2 separate regions of the Homo sapiens genome follow, and region 1 is linked to region 2. A link is a contact called in ENCODE POLR2A ChIA-PET data. All regions are on one chromosome and are shown on one strand. The core of a region is the stretch at or near the end of the contact, and the rest is flanking DNA. Distances in the headings are between cores, read along the strand shown.

Region 1 (2,825 bases), core at 62-2,561, 420 kb after region 2:
GAGTTCCCTAGAGAGCACCTTCCAGTCTCTTCCCGTGTCTTCAGGGTTTGGTGACTGGAGATAGCCAGACCTGCTCTCGTGGGTCTCCTGTCAACCTGGAAGGAGGGTTGGTGGTTTCTAGGCCTCCCCTTTTTAGCAGTTGCCAGCTTGCTTTGCAGAGGGGCTGCATCCGGTCCTTCCACCAGCACCAGGGGGAGGGTTCCCATCACTCCCATCCCTCCCATCCCTGCCCGTGCTTCGTGTTGTTGGAATTGAGATGCTGCAGCGTGCTGTGTGTGAAGTGAAGTGGCATCGCTGTCACGTGCGTTTCTCTGATGACTCGGCGGAGTCAGGCGTCTTTACCACGCTTACCTCTCCCTTGGATTCTCTCCCGTGCGAATTGCCTGTTGATGTCTTTTTCTCATTTTTCTTCTGGTTGTTGGTCTGGGTCTTATTCTGCTGGTTGGTAGGAGTTCCTGATATTCCTGATTACGGATTCTCGGTTGTGTCTTTGAACTGCGTTTCTGTTGCTCCTGATGTGCAGAAGCTTAAGCCTTACACATGATCAGCTGATCTTATCCTTTATGAATGGTGCTATTTCCGACCGACTCAGAACATCCTGACCTTCCCTGAGGCTGGAAACCACTGTCATGTTTTCGTCTAATGATTGTGAAGTTTTGTCTTTAACATACTGGGCTTCTATATTTGGGGATTTGTTTGTATGTGACAGGTTTTGCTGGGTCACTGCAGTTTGTTAAAACAGATTGATTGAGGTCATCTCTTCTCACTTAAAACGAAATGGAACTGTGAAATGAGAGGAATGGACCAAAAAAAAATCCTCCCCCAGGGACAAAGATGGGGAAGAAGCCAACATCCCACAAAGGATTTGAACCCATTTTGGAAGGTGGGAAGTGGGTTGGTGGGTGGCTGCTGAGCAGAAGAGGGCTGAGGGGGAAGCTGGCCACACCGGGAGGCCCTGGCATGGAGCAGAGTCTAAAAGTGGATCAACTGAAAGACGGGGCAGAGCAGCTACCTTGGAGGTCCTTTGCCAGAGCAGCCGGATGGTCCTCCTGGCCCTCACCTCCCTGCAGTGGAGATGGAGGTCTGGAGAACCTGGGGAAGAGCTGAGGACCGCACCCCCCACGCAGTGAGAGCAGCATCGGGCTCCAGGCTGCAGAAGGGGCAGAGGTCTGCACTCGGAACAATTCCCTAGGCACTGGCTGCCACACCAAGAGGCTCCCACGAAGCAGACCAAGGCCCTTGAGGGACAAAATGCTCTGGAGCAGCCCCGTGGGCAGGCCTGGCCCAGCCGCCTCATGGCCTTCTGGGGAAGTGACAGGCTCTGTGCAAACCCACAGAGGTACCATCGTCACTACCTAATTTTGGGACATTTCATCACCCTGCAGAGAAACCTTCCCTTAGCAGTCACTGTTCCCTCCCGCTCAGCCCCTGACAGCCAGCCATAAACCTACCTTCTGTCTCTATAGATTTGCCTACTCAGGACATTCATGTGAATGTGGCCTTTGCTTTTACTCAGCAAGATATTTTCATGGTTCCTGTGTGTTGCAGCATGCATTGGAGTTTCATTCCTTCTAATGGCTGAATAATCTCTTGTATGGATGCACCACACCTTATTTATCCATTCATCCGTTGCTGGACATTTGGGTGGTTTCTACTTTTTGGCTACTCTGAAAATGCTGCTGTGAACATTTGTGAACAAGTTTTTATGGGGACGTGTATTTGTTTTCATTTCTCTTGAATATTTATACCGAGGAGTAGAGCTGCTGGGCCGCTTGTTCAGCTCTTGGAGGAATTGCCGAACTTTTGTGTCACCTTACATCTCCCTCAGGAAGTGTTTTTTTTTTTTTTTTTTTTTTTTGAGACGGAATCTCGTTCTGTCTTCCTGGCTGGAATACAATGGCACAATCTCGGCTCACTGCAGCCTCCGCCTCCCAGGTTCAAGCAATTCTCCTGCCTCAGCTTCCTGAGTAGCTGGGATTACAGCTGTGAGCCACCACGCCTGGCTAATTTTTGTATTTTTAGTAGAGACAGGGCTTTACCATGTTGGCCAGGCTGGTCTCGAACTGCTGACCTCAGGTGATCTGCCCACCTCAGCCTCCCAAAGTGCTGGGATTGCAGGTGTTGCACCTGGCCCCTAATAACATTTTTAAATTTCACGTAGTAAAATTGATTTGTTCTTTTGTTTTGTTCATGGAACATTCAATTCCATGGATGTTCACACCTGTGCAGATGTGGGTAAGCACCATACCTGGGAGACAGGCGAGCCCTGCCATCTCAGAAGACTGTTCCACTTTCCCCATAGTCACCACCCCGACCCGTGGCAGCCACACACCTGTCCTCCACCACTGTAGTTATGTCTTTCCAAGAAGGTCCCATAATGGAGTCCTACAATGCGTGGCTGGGAGCAGCGAGATCTGCAGAACGCCGCTGAGACTGATCAGGATGCGTGCATCAGCATTTGTTTTCTCTCTTTTTTTTTTGTTTTTTTTGGAGTAGTGCTCTATGGATGGATCAGTTTGTCTCGTCACCTGTTGAAGGGTGTTTGGGTTGTTTCTAATGTTTTGCAGGTCTGAATAGAGCTGCTATAAACATTTGTGTACAGGTTGTTGAGCAAGTTTTTATTTCATTAAGGTAGTTAGCAGTGGGGCTGCTGGATCACACAGTAAGTGTATTTTTAAATTCAAAAGAAACTGCCAAGCACTTTCCAGAATAGCTGTAGCCTGTTGTGGAATGCCAGCATGAGCCACAGTTCCCGCTGCTCCACATCCTTGTGGGCACTTTGTGTTGTCAGCATTCTTTTTTAATTTCTTTTTAAGATATAGGGT
Region 2 (2,831 bases), core at 152-2,651:
ACAGGTCTGCCCTGCGGGGCAGGAGGAGGCCGGTTGGTCACCAGCGGCCCCTGGCCCTCCAGGCCCTTCCCAGGCTGGCCCACCCACCTACAGTGCCTCTCCCGACCCAGGAGTAGGCTTCCGTGACCCCAGGACCATCCCCTCTCCCCTAATTTTGGCCTAAGAAGGTCACAGGAACTGGAGTTGGGAACGGTGCTCCCAGGTCAATTCCTGATTCCAGAACTTCTCCGACCAGGGCCTCCTCAGCACCCACCAGCTCCTCTTCAAAGACTCATCTAGCCTGCCTGGGAGCTGCCTGTGTCCCGCAGACATCCTGACCTCCCATCCCAGCCCTCACCGGGCCCTGGCCAGCCTCACCTTGCCAGCCCGTGGGGCAGACACAGGAGAAGCTCTCATAGTCCTCGGATTGCCTGCACTCCCCGCCGTTTCTGCAGGGGCTGGGGGCACACGGGGCCAGCACCACCTCACACGTGGCACCTGCGGGAAGGAGACACACGTGACCCCGGGAGCCTCACCCAGAGGGATCTCCCAAATCGGCCACCGCCTGCTGGTCTTTCCGCCATCAGAGTGCCGTCTGCTGGTCCCGCCGGGAGGCAAATGTGCACCGAGACCCCTGAGCGCTCCCGGCTGTGCCAGGACCCTGACCCAGGGAGGAGTGGAGCACAGATGGGGGGACGCTGAAGACAAGCTGCACAAATGTCACGCTCAGAAGCCACCCCTCATTCCCGGTTGGCAGCGGGGCACAGCCTAGGCCTCACCCCACCAGGCGTGCCCAGGAACAAGGACTGCACCAGGAGAGGCGGCCTCAGTCGGGTGGGCTCCACGACACTGCAGGGACCTGGGCCCACCCCGGACGCAAGCCCCCTCATCTCTGGGTGACGAGGAAAGGCCCTGGCCTGAGACCGAGGCCTGAAACTAATCCTGGGGCTCCGTGTCACAGGCAGCAAACGCCCATCACGGGAGGCCAACAAACAAGGGCTGCGATGGAGGGGACAGGCCCAGGCCCCCAGCACATCCTGCGTGTCGGGGCACGGGGCACGGCCTGGAGACCTCCAGGGCCACGCAGGGTGTCTGGCAAAGGCTATGTGGGAACCACGTGCACAGCCGAGGGCCTTTTTCTGCACAAGCCCATGGCCGAGCTTCCTGTTTATAGCCGTGGGGACTGCGTTATCTTCCCTGTCCCCCATTATCTCCCTGGCCTGCTGGGGCGACTTTCCAGGGCCTCTCTTCCTATTGGTTTCCACGGTGACCCGGGCAGGCAGGAACTGCGCCAGAGTTTCCGACAATTGTGCGAAAGGAAGCAGGAAGCGGGCAGATAGGAAGCGGGTCAGCACCGCCGCTCCTCCTGCCGGCCCGATCGACGTGTCTGAAAGGGACAGGGGCGCCCAGCCGTGGAGGGAGGGTCCTCACTGACTGACACAGGAGAGAAAACCCAGGTCCTTAACTTCGGTCAAAGAAAACAGCGTTCTGGCCACAGGCTGCTGGATGTCATGGGAACCGCAGGCGTGGGACCTCCAGCCCGGCTGCCTGGCCCAGGCAGGCCCTCCCTGACCAGGCCCCGTGGCAGCACCCTCTGCCCGCTCCTGGGGAGCGCCAGGACCCCGGTGCTTGTGGACTCTTCTTTGTCTTTTCTAGAGGAGATCATTTCCTGTGATCCCCTTGGCTGGGTTCATAGCAGGGGCTGGACAGTTGGGGGAACATCCCCCTCCCCGCTCAGCCCAAACAGAGGGCTCCTTGTTCCGCTCACACAAAGAGAGCCCGCCATCAAAGGAATCCCTCAGGTCCGGCTGGCGGGGGTGGGGAAGCCCGGCCCCCAGAGACCCCAGCAGGGTGGGCGCCGGGAGCACGGAGCCCAGTGACCCAGGCCCGGCCCTGCTAAGGATTCACCTGCATCTTACCTGTGTCTTGCGGCAGGCTTGCCAGGTAAAACACATGCTTGCATGAAAATTTTCTCCCAGGCATCCTGTATCTTTGCTAATCTGCCAACCCCACCCCCGGGAGAAGGCCCACATACTGCAGGGGCCTAAGGCACTCAGTGAGGCGCAGAACCTTCTGGAAGGCCCCGCCCCAAGAAAGCCACCACTTTACCCTCCAGTCACGGCTTCCCAGGCCGCCCCCACCCCTGGCCCCACCCTCTCCAGCACAGGCTCCGCCCTCTCCAGCACAGGTCCCGCCCCTCCCACATAGGCCCCGCCCCCTCCAGCACAGGCCCCACCCACCCCTCACCTGTGTAGGGCAGCAGGCAGTTGCACTTGTACCCGGCAACGTCGTCAATACACGTGCCCTGGTTCAGACATGGGTTGGACGCACACTCGTTGATGTTGGTCTGGCAGTTGGGACCTGGAGGGAAGGGGACAGCACTCGGCATGTCCAGCACTCCCAGGCACCTTGGCAGGGCCCCACAACAGCAGCCCTGGGCCTGCTCCCCACCCCAGGCCCCTCCTCATCTCCAAGAGCCAGAGGCCTGGAGCTAAGGCTTTGCCACGGGAGGGAGACACCATGCATGGTGCTGGCTGGACCTGGGTCCCGATCCTGTGTCTCCAGCTCCCCAGACTCGAGGGCGGCCCTCTGCACTGAGAAACGCGCAGCCCACTCACCGCTGAAGCCCTCCCGGCAGGTGCACACGTAGCCACTGGTCATGTCTTTGCAGGTGCCGCCGTTGACACAAGGGTTGGATTCACACTCATTGTTGTTGATGTCACAGTTGGTCCCACTCCACCCAGGGTCACAGTCGCACTTGTACCTGCAAGGGGGACCACACTGCAGGTCGAGGGAGGCCCGAGCAGCACGGCCGGGGCCTGGGCACTCCCGGGTCTGCAATGCCCTATGGG

What was found. ChIA-PET counts read pairs that join two places held with the same protein, here RNA polymerase II (POLR2A).
Region 1: POLR2A ChIA-PET joins it to region 2 with 11 read pairs in Panc1. The contact joins two enhancer-like sites. POLR2A ChIA-PET finds 5 or more read pairs at or near these places in 2 of 52 experiments (Panc1 and activated T-cell).

The regions. Positions count from the first base shown.
Region 1 is chr9:136,927,506-136,930,330 of GRCh38, forward strand. No RefSeq gene overlaps it. Among named protein-coding and RNA genes, the nearest start is that of FBXW5, 16 kb to the right of the region's middle. Within about 2 kb of position 1,312, at least 7 of the 41 ENCODE cell types and tissues checked have a DNase peak (open chromatin) inside an H3K27ac peak, as active enhancers do.
Region 2 is chr9:136,510,795-136,513,625 of GRCh38, forward strand. NOTCH1 (notch receptor 1) reads right to left here. Exons shown (of 34, transcript NM_017617.5): 14 at 2,598-2,743; 15 at 2,227-2,340; 16 at 358-477; 17 at 1-11. All of the region lies in intron 1 of LOC124902310 (a long non-coding RNA gene), which reads left to right. Among named protein-coding and RNA genes, the nearest start is that of MIR4673, 7.4 kb to the right of the region's middle. Within about 2 kb of position 1,402, at least 9 of the 41 ENCODE cell types and tissues checked have a DNase peak (open chromatin) inside an H3K27ac peak, as active enhancers do.